Linked DNA regions of Homo sapiens: region 2 is linked to region 1. A link is a loop called in an ENCODE intact Hi-C map of the cell type or tissue named here. Cell type or tissue: Calu3. All regions are shown on one strand. Links, peaks and the distances in the headings refer to the core of each region. The heading gives the core; the rest is flanking DNA.

Region 1 (5,602 bases), core at 1,568-4,067:
TTGGAGTTTGTGTGTTTTTATGTGTGTGTATGTGTGTGTGTCCTACTGAGTCAATGTCAGCAGCACAGCCCCCATTTCTTCAACACCTCTGACCTTGGCATTTCCCTGGTGGAATCCTCTTCTTCAGGGTTCTGCACGGCTCCCTCCACACTGCCCTCAGATCCTGCTCACATCAGGGCATCCTTGGGAGACCCTTTCTCTGACACCTCCTCTAGAGACACTGGGTCTTCCCTTTCTGACCTTTCCCTGCTGTGTTCCTTCCAGGGCTCCTGTCAGCGCCTGACCTCACATTCTAGATCTCTTTGTCTGTCTTCCTCCCCAGGAGAGTGTGAGCTCTGTGAGGGCAGGGACTTGTGTGGTGTTGGCTGCACCCCAGTGCCTGGGACAGGCTTCAGACTCCTGTGGATGAGTTCCTGAGCATTCCCTGGGCCCTCTGCTTCCTGAGGCTTATTTGCCAATGTCTGACATTGTTGGCTGAGGACAATGTTTCATACCCTGGTTATGCTTTATTTGAAGTGTCATCTGGTATGGTTATTATTATCATTTTTCAAAATGTAGTGGCCAGTGATGATTAACCAGGAATATGGAACACTTGAGATGTTCCTGCCTCTTACCAATTCCAGTTCAATGTGATTTTCCTGTTGTGACCCCTTCCCCTCTCTTGTGTCCTCTCCTCTATTAAGGCTCCAACAGAAGTCCTCTGTCCCCTCTCAGAGCCCCGTCCTCCCCAGGAGACCCCAGCCAGTCACTGTGTTTCCTCCTCCTGTCCTTTCCCAGGAAGTCCTCTCCTCACCTGTGAGCAGGAGCCCCTGCCAGGGGATGCGCCATCTGCAGGAAGGGGCTGAGATGGGCCCCATGGTCTCTGCTGCCTGCGTGTTCTCCTCTGTGGAGATGAGCCTGGGATCCAGAAACTTTCTGAGCACGGCTGTCAGCTGTGCTGTCCTTCCTCCTTTTGTGCTGAGCCTCTTCCCGGGGCAGGAGCACTTCTCAGGCTCATGGGCGGGGTCTGTGCCCAGGACACCTCTCTGTCCCCTCCCCTCTCAGTCCTGCCTCCCTGTCCCTCCTTTCCCTTTATTTTCTGTCTGTGTTTCAGGCCCCTGGGAATTGCTGAGGTCTCTGACTCCTTCAGCAGTGATTCTCTCACCCAACCTCTGCACACACTATGCAGACACACACACACAGAGACACACACATACACAAAGAGACACACACAGTCACACATACACCCTGGAGACTGGGTGAGCACAGCCCTGTGCCCTCAGCATCCTGCAGCCTATGTCTCCAGGTCGGGGTGCACAGTCGCTCCCCCTGCCCTCTCCCATCCCCATCTGGCTCTTCCCTTCAGATCAGGAGGTCAGCGCTCCGCAAGGACCCTGTCACAGGGACACCACCACTGAGCTTTGGGGAGGTGTGTGCTCACTGGTGAGAGGGATCCTCCCCCTCTCTCATTGTGTCAAGCTTGGTTGCAGCTTCCAAGGATGGACATTCAATGCCCTGGATATCCCAGAGGGGACTGTCCTTACTGGTGGTGTGCAGGGCAAATAATCTCTTATGCCTCCTGAGAGAGAGGGCTGTTCTGGTTGGTCAGTGGGGGCTGTGGGCCTAGTGGTCATCAGGGACAGGTATCAGCCATTCTCTTGCTCTTTGGGTTCTGGCAGCTGAGCTGGGGCTCGGGCCTTCCATGTTCTCTCTGACCATCTTGGGTGTCCTCTGTTTTCGCCCGGCTGACTGTCCTGTGGTCACCCCACCTTCCCTATGGTTGGTGCAGCAGGAAGTGGGGAGTTGCCCAGGGGCCCCACAAGACAGTGCTCTCTGAGATCCAGGAGAGGGAGCCTGGGACAGAGCAGGGGCTCAGAGCTGGAGAGACTCATCCCAACTTACTCTGCAGCCAGGATGGGCTCAGCCCTCCCCATGCTGATATCCCCTGGGGTCTGTCCTAAGGGTTTGGACCTGGTCAGGCCCCTCTGTGTAGAGAAAGGATGGGCAGCGGCCGGGGAGCCCGTCTGGGGGGACGTTGCTCACACCTGAGAGGGCAGGTAGGGGTGGGCCATGTTCTGGGAACAAAGGGAGCTCATTCCTTGCCCCCCAGCTTGTGTACATGAGAGAGCGCTGTCCTCCCTCCTGGCTTCACGAAGGACAGCAGGGGGCAGGTGGCTACATCCCAGACAGTGCCTGGGCGTGACCATCACATACTCTCCGAGCCTCCTGGGGTGCAGAGGGAAGGTCATAGGGTGCCTGGCTGATTCCCCAGAGGCACTGTGGGCCCTCAGGCAGCTGTGGTTCTGTCAGCGCTGGGCTCAGCCTGCCATGCCGTAGAGAACAGGACACACGGAGCAGGGGCGGGTATTTAGGGAGCAGTCACAGAAAGAGTTGATGAGGATGGAGGGAGGTCACGAGGGGAAAGCGCCCAGTGTGGCATCCCGTGCACCAGCGCTGCCCTGGGAGATGCCTTAACTAGGCCCAGGGAAGGATTGGGTGTGTGGGGCAGGAGCTGCCTGCAGAGGGGGCGGCCTCATGTTGCCGGCTGCCTGGCTGCAGGGAGGAGCTGACAGAGTCCGTATGGGGAGCTTGGAGGGTAAGGAGGACGTGGGCCGAGGTGCCCTGGTGAGGGTGGACCCTGCTGGGCTGTGGGTTCCGCTGAGGGAGGTCAGCAGCCCCTGGGAAGGCTCCAGGCTGGAGGGACTCTGTCGCCCTCTGGTGGACTGGAAGGGAAGTGTGGGTGGCCGCAGTCCCAGGTCCGGCTGCGTGTTTTATTCCACATGGATCTGCACATTTCACACGAGGTCACCCACATGTTATGTCGAGCTCCATCACATTCCACATCCGTGTTTTTCTCTGTGGCTGATTCTCTGGTGTGATCTCTGAGCCTGTGTTAGTCCTCCTCACAATGGTCACAGCTGTGTGTGGAGATCTAATGGGGTGTGTGTGGCTCATGTGCTCACACAGAGTGTCCTGGGGTCAGGCTTTATGACCTACCCTGCCCCAACTCCACAACAAGATCTGAATAATGCGCCAAGTAAGATAAAGTCAGAATCCATGGGGGAGGGTGAGAGTCCTGGCAGTGCTGAGGTCTGTGTCTCCAGCTTAACTCTCAGTCTCTTTGCAAATACATTTATGTTGTGCATCTGCAGTTGGCTGGGCAGTTTCATGTCTCTGAATCCTTGAATCTCTCTGTGGATAAGGTCATGTAGGGACTGCATGTAAGTGTATGAGGGCTATCTGATTAGGGTGGGTATGTTTTACGTAGTAGGTTTTCTTCACCAAAGACTTTTCAAAAAATTGTGGTAGAGTGTATATATGTACATTCATATATCACCTCCACTTCCTGAGTTCAAGCGATTCTCCTGCCTCAGCCTCCCAAGTAGCTGGGACTACAAGCGTGCACCACCATGCCGGGCTAATTTTTGTATTTTTAGTAGAGGTGGGGTTTCACCATGCTGGCCAGGCTGGTCTCAAACTCCTGAACTTGTGATCTACCTGCCTCAGCCTCCCAAAGTGCTGGGATTACAGGCATGAGCCACTGCACCCGGCCTGTATATCTTCTTTGAAGAAATGTCTATTTGAGTTTTTGCCCATTTATAAACGGGGTGGTTTGTCTTTTTGTTATTGAGTTGTAGCAGTTCTTTATATATTCTGGACAGGAAGCTCTTCTATATGTAATTTGCAAATTTTTTCTCCCATTCTGTGCCTGGTCTTTTCACTTTCTTCATAATGTCCTTTGATGCACAAAAGGCTTGCATCTTCATAAGGCTTAATTTATCTCTTTTTCCTTGTTGTTGCTCATGCTTTTGTGTCATATCTAACAATCCATTACCACATTCGAAGTCATCAAGATCTACCCCTCTTTTTCTTTTTTTAAAAAATATATATTTTATTTACATAGGTTTTTTGGGGAACCGATTGGTATTTGGTTACATGAGTAAGTTCTTTAGTGGTGATTTTTGAGATTTTGGTGCACCCATCACCCAAGCAGTATACACTGAACCCAATTTGTAGTATTTTTTCCCTCACTCCCTTCCCACCCTTTTTACCTGAGTCCCCAAAATCCATTTTGTAATTCTTATGCCTTTACATCCTCATCACTTAGCTCCCACTTATGAATGAGAACATACGATGTTTGGTTTTCCATTCCTGAGTCACTTCACTTAGAATAATAGTCTTCAATCCCATCCAGGTTGCTGAGGATGCCATTAATTCATTCCTTTTTATGGCTGAGTAGTATTCCATCATACACACACACACACACACACACACACACACACACACACACACATATATATACATACCAAGTTTCTTTATCCACTCATTGATTGATGGACATTTTTGTTGGTTCCACATTTTTGCAATTGCAAATTGTGCTGCTATAAACATGCATGTGCAAGTATCTTTTTGTATAATGACTTCTTTTCTTCTGGGTAGATACCAAAAGTGGGATTGCTGGATCAAATGGTAGTTCTACTTTTAGTTCTTTAAGGAATCTCCACACTGGTTTCCATAATGGTTGCACTAGTTTACATTCCCACCAGCAGTGTAGAAGTGTTCCCTTTTCACAACATTCATACCAACATCTATTATTTTTTATTATGGCCATCGTTGCAGGAGAAAGGTGGTATTGCATTGTGGTTTTGATTTGCATTCCCTGATTATTAGTGATGTTGAGTATTTTTATATGTTTATTGGCCATTTATATATCTTTCTTCAAGAATTGTCTATGCATGTCCTTTGCCCACTTTTTGATGGGATTGTTTGTTTGTTTTTTCCTTGCTAATTTGATTGAGTTCATTATAGATTCTAGATATTAGTCCTTTGTCAGATGTATAGATTGTGAAGATTTTCTCCCACTCTGTGGGGTGTCTGTTTACTCTGCTGACTGTTCCTTTTGTCGTGCAAATGCTCTTTAGTTTAATTAAGTCCCAGCTATTTATCTTTGTTTTTATTGCATTTGCTTTTGGGTTGTCATGAACTCTTTCCTAAGCCAATGTCTAGAAGGGTTTTTCTGATGTTATCTTCTATAATTTTTATAGTTTCAGGTCTTAGATTTAAGTCCTTATCAATCTTGAGTTGATTTTTGTATAAGGTGAGAGATGAGGATCCACTTTCATTCTTCTACATGTGGCTTGTCAATTATTCCAGCACCATTTGTTGAATAGGGTGTCATTTTTCCACACTATGTTTTTGTTTGCTTTGTCAAAGATCAGTTGACTGTAAGTATTTGGGTTTGTTTCTGGGTTCTCTGTTCTGTTCTATTGTTTCATCTGCCTATTTTTATACTAGTACCATGCTGTTTTGGTGACTATGGCTTTATAGTATAGTTTGGAATCAGGTAATGTGATGCCTCCAGATTTGTTCTTTTTGCTTAGTCTTGCTTTGGCTGTGTGGGCTCTTTTTGGTTCTATGTGAATTTTAGAATTTTTTTTTCTAGTTCTGTGAAGAATAATGGTGGTATTTTGATGGGAATTGCATTGGATTTGTAGATTGCTTTTGGCAGTATGGTCATTTTCACAATATTGATTCTACCCATCCATGAGCATGGGATGTATTTCCATTTGTTTGTGTCATCTCTGATTTATTTCAGGAGTGTTTTGTAGTTTTCCTTGTAGAG
Region 2 (4,964 bases), core at 1,674-4,173, 160 kb before region 1:
ACTTTATATCCACATAGGCCTGGGGTCAGCTACTGGCTCTGTCACTTAACTGTCGACTTGGACAAGTCACTTGGCTTCTATGATCCTTGATTCCCTGATTTGTGAAAGGAGGGTGGTAAAATCCTCCTTGCAGAGTTGTTGGGAATAAGTGAGCTGCTGTGGGAGCCCAGTGTCCAGGCGGGTGTTGAGTACATGATGGTTATCATTGTGTTTATTGCTGTGGAATTCTGGTTATTTTCCAAAGTGAGTGTCTATGCTGGAATATTGGGCTTGTGGCTTTCTGCTGATGTGGATGTGTAAAGAAGTTACTTCCACTTGTTAGGATTTGTGGTGCATCTGTCATTATTTTCACTTCCCAGATCCACTACATATTTGCTTTGTGATTTTGGACAAAGTTGTGTAACTTTTCTGTGCCTCATTTTCCTAATTTGTAAGATGTGGTTAATAATATTCCTCCCTTATCCACAGGGGATGCATTCCAAGACCCCCAAGATACTTCAAGTCTCAGATAGTACCAAACCCTATATATATATTTTTTCTACACATATACACTTACGATAAAGTCTAATTTATGAATTAGGCACAGTAAGAGATTAACAATAAGATAGAACAATTTTAAAAATATACTGTAATAGGCCAGGTGGGGGCTCACACCTGTAATCCCAGCACTTTGGGAGGCCGAGGCAGGCGGATCACGAGGTCAGGAGATTGAGACCATCCTGGCTAACACGGTGAAACCCCATCTCTACTAAAAATACAAAAAATTAGCCAGGTGTGGTGGCGCACGCCTTTAGTCCCAGCTACTCGGGAGGCTGAGGCAGGAGAATGGTGTGAACCCAGGAGGCAGAGCTTGCAGTGAGCCGAGATTGCACCACTGCACTCCAGCCTGGGCGACAAGAGACTCTGTCTCAAAAAAAAAAAAAAAAAAAAAAAAAAAATATATATATATATATATATATATAAAATACACACACACACACACACACACACACATATATACTGTAATGAAAATGACGTGAATGTGGTCTCTCTCTCTCTTTGTCTCTTTCTCAAGATAACAATATTTTTGGACCACTGTTGGCGGGTAACTGAAACTGCGATTAAGTGGGGACTACTGTACATGAGTGTGCGTGTGTGTTATTTCCCAGCTCTGACCACTAGAGGGCCTAGAAGCACCAGCACCTACTAGCAATGGACCTATCAGTCAGTGCCCATAGTCTGTAAATATCATTCTCCCATGAAAGGAACTAGGGCTTCCAGGAAAAATAGCTGATCCAGGGCTGGGGCAGAAAAACACAAGAGGAGCCCAAAGCTTCTTGTGGTGTCAGAAAGTAAGGAGCTGCTCAAAAAATGGTGGAGATGTGTCTAAAGGTCACAGAAGCCAACTAGAAGGAGCTCCCAATGGCCAATTTTGGGACAATATGAGCAACATAATAAATAATGATAGTAGTGGATTCCAACCCATAAATACTCATGAGTCCATGCTGATATAAATAAATAACTGAACAAATAAATAAATAAGGAAGAGGCTAGGCATGGTGGCTCACGCCTGTAATCCCAGCACTTTGGGAGGCCAAAGTGGGGGGATCACTTGAGGCCAGGAATTAGAGACCAGCCTGGCTAACATGACAAAACCCCGTCTCTACTAAAAATACAAAAATTAGCTGGGTGTGGTGGTGTCTGCCTGTAGTCCCAGCTACTCAGGAGGCTGAGGTGGGAGGATCGCTTGAGCCCAGAAGGTGGAGGCGGCAGTGAGCCAAGATCACACCACTGCACTCCAGCCTAGGCAACAGAGCAAGACTCTATCTCAAAAAAAAAAAAAAAAAAAAAGAAAAAGAAAAAGGAATAACTCTTTCTTATGGCAGAATTCCGATTAAATAAATGTAGAAGGAACAATGGAAGTAGAAAATCACTATTTGGCCAACACCACAGTAATAATTCTTTATAGGAAACAATCATCCATAGATTCTAAAAGTTAATATTAAAAGTATGATGATGCCATAACTGGTGAATAACAAGAAAAAAAAAAGTATGATGAGAAGAAACAGGCTATTTACATATTTCCAAAGTGTCTCTCCACAAGATACTTATTAATTACAATAAGATGAATAGTAACTTTACAGTAGAGAAACCTGGCAGACACCACCTGAACCAAGTGCTTAAAGTGAACCTCATCAGTAATGAGAGATATCGACATCCTGGGGCTCTTGCTGGGATGTCCAGAGAAGGATACATCACTTCTGAAGTATTCTTGCCCAAAATGTGTAGCCGGAAATATCAGACAAACCCATATTCAGGGGGCATTCTACAAAACAACTGGCTAGAACTCTTCAAAAGTGTCAAGGTCCTGAAAGAGAGGGAAAGACTGAGAAACTATCCCAGGTTGGAGGAGACCTAGGAGATCTGACATTTTATTCAGTGGGATCCCAGATTGGAGTCTGGAGCAGAAAAAGGACATGAGTGGGATGATTAGCAAGATTTGAACATTTGTAGATTAGTTAATATTATGGTATCAGTGCTAATCTCCTGGTTTTGATAATTGTATTATGGTTACATAAGATATTGTTTGAAAACAATTGGATGAAGGCTGTACTGGAACTCTATTTTTACAATATTTTTCAAAGTCTGAAAAATGAAAAGTAAGAAAAAGTAAGAAATGCATTAGATTTGTGAGGACAAATGAGATAGTAAGTGTGAAGTGATTAGAACAATGCTTGTGATATAGGAGTTCTTAATGTGTCTGATATTATAAGTAATTTTATAATTAAATAATATTATAATTAATGAATAATCTGTTATTTTAAGTAATTTATTTCCTAATGACCTCATATATTCTCACTTATTTCTATTTCCCTTAACCCTGTGAAAAGCATATTGAGCATGTATGTGATTAAGAGATAAAATAAGATTAGACTTTATTCTGAGATTTATTTTGGGGATGGAGGAGCTATTATTTCCTTTAGCCACTAAGTAGCTCAGACTCAGGCCTGCACTGCAAAACTTTGCTTGGCTGGGAAACAAGATTTGAGCCCGGCCGCCACCCACTCGACGTGGTTTGTGATGGCGCCCCCTGGTGGCGCAGGGAGCTTTCCCCAGTTCCTCACCCTCGTGCTTTAGGAGCGACTTAGAAACTACTCAGTCCATTTATTAAACCCTTTCTAGGACACGCTGCGGATCATTTAATCTTCACAAGTGTGTGTGACAAGTGGTATTTTCTTCATTTTAAGATGATAAAACTGAAACTCAAAAAAGTGAGGCGACTTGTCTAGGGTTGCAAAGTGTGTGGCAGAGCCAGGATCTAGGTCCCCCTGACTTCCAAGCTGAGTGTAAAGGTCTAGGTGAGTCTAAAAGTGTGGCCATGCAGAGAAGTATTGGTGTAGAGCAGTGGTTGTTGACCAAGGGTGGTTCCCCCTCCGGGGTCATTTGGCGATGTCTAGAGATATTTTTGGCTGCCATAACAGGGGTTTGGATGAGGGAGAGGGGAGGCTGCTATTGGCATGTAGGGGAGAGAGGCCACGCGGATGCTGCTGAACATCTCACAATACACAGAACAGCCCCCACCGCAAGGAACTGTTCAGCCCAAATGTCAGTAGAGCTGCTATGAAGCCCTGGTTTGATTTAGCAACCTGAGGATGCATTCTTGCAGTTAGCTAATGTTTGCTGAGTACTGAGCTGGATAGCGTGAGGGATATGGAAACAGTGCACCAGTCTGTGTCACCAAGTAGTTTGCAGCCTAGAAGGACAGGGGGTGGGGGCAGGAAAGGCACATGAAGGCCCTCAATATAAGGCAGCAGATGATAAGTGCAAGAAGAGAGTGTCCAGCAGGGCTAAGCCAGCGCTCAGGAGGGAGACCACATGTCTGGCTGTGGGAGGAACTGAAGGAAGCTGTGGGAAGGTGGTTTTGAGCTGGGTGTGTGAGCAAAGTTGAACTGGTGGAAAAACACAATACCTGTTCAGGGAAGGGCAAACAGGTTAGTTTGGTTGGAGAAATAGTATTTTTAGTGAGTAGAGGGAGGTACACTAGAAAGGCAGGTTGGGGCTACAGCTTTGAATCCAGGCAGAGGACTCTAGCCTGGGTGTCTGTCATAGTGATGGAAAAGTCTTCCCTTTCAGAACAGTGGTCTAGGCCCTAGGGCTATGGGGCTTAACAGCTTCCAGAGCACTCTCTCTACAAAGGAGGGGATGTTGGAAATTGGGGTGGAGAAGGGAGAATGCCTCCTGATTTTAGGACCAAGTTGATGCTGAGTATGTAACATAGCCATTTCACCTCAAAGTGGCCTTTGGGGAGATGGTGCTCACAAGCGGAAATATACATGGGGATCAGGTCTTTTCTGCGTGGTTGCTCTGTGCAGGGCTGGGCCACTTTATAGTGAAAGCTGGAGCAGATTTGGAACCCCTAAGCTAAAGTCGGCTTCCCAAAATGTGAGCTGTTACAGCAGGGCTTGCTATGGATAAAGCTTCAAATATGGACACTACCTGGTGACAGGCTTTTTCTAGTTTATTACGTTACCAGTAAATAGCATTAAGACATGTTGGTGGCATTCCAGTGCACTGTAAAGAATAGAAGCAAGGACTTCCTGATCTTCTATAAAGGTACCATTGCCTTCAACACTCTCCCACCATCATCATTAAGTTTAGCCATGAGAATTATGTTACTCTTTTGGAAAAGTGTTGGGGGAGAAGGCATGGGAGCAAATCTTTGTTGAGCTAGTATATACATACATACGTACGTGTGTGTGAGGGGGATCAGCTACAATTGCAGATATCTTCTTTTCTTTTCTTTCCTTTTTTTTTTTTTTTTTTTTTTGAGATGGAGTCTCACTCTGTCACCCAGGCTGGAGTACAGTGGTGCCGTCTCGGCTCACTGCAGCCTCCACCTCCTGGGTTCCAGCAATTCTCTGGCCTCAGCCTCCTGAGTAGCTGGGACTACAGGTGCGTGCCACCAGGTCTGGCTAATTTTTTGT

Evidence for each region. Hi-C counts contacts between places; a loop is a spot of excess contacts. Peaks named below come from ENCODE experiments on the same cell type or tissue, not always from the same donor. Only the 100,000 strongest peaks of a DNase experiment are listed, where the experiment ranks them.
Region 2: it touches region 1 in a loop (6-fold over the local background); 4 of 110 quality-filtered maps call a loop at or near these places.

The regions. Positions count from the first base shown.
Region 1 is chr19:42,593,972-42,599,573 of GRCh38, forward strand. The region is part of intron 2 of LIPE-AS1 (LIPE antisense RNA 1); the gene reads left to right. It overlaps CEACAM8 (CEA cell adhesion molecule 8), which reads right to left and starts at 953. Exons shown (of 6, transcript NM_001816.4): 1 at 794-953. The coding sequence starts at 857. RefSeq lists an enhancer at 2,286-2,786. In Calu3, for the core only: a CTCF peak has its summit at 2,697 (motif pointing left); a DNase peak (open chromatin) is centred at 2,690.
Region 2 is chr19:42,437,445-42,442,408 of GRCh38, forward strand. The region is part of intron 1 of CXCL17 (C-X-C motif chemokine ligand 17); the gene reads right to left. The region is part of intron 1 of LIPE-AS1 (LIPE antisense RNA 1); the gene reads left to right. Among named protein-coding and RNA genes, the nearest start is that of CXCL17, 3.0 kb to the right of the region's middle. RefSeq lists silencers at 1,073-1,252, 2,931-3,020. In Calu3, for the core only: CTCF peaks have their summits at 3,094 (motif pointing left) and 3,295; DNase peaks (open chromatin) are centred at 3,057 and 3,857.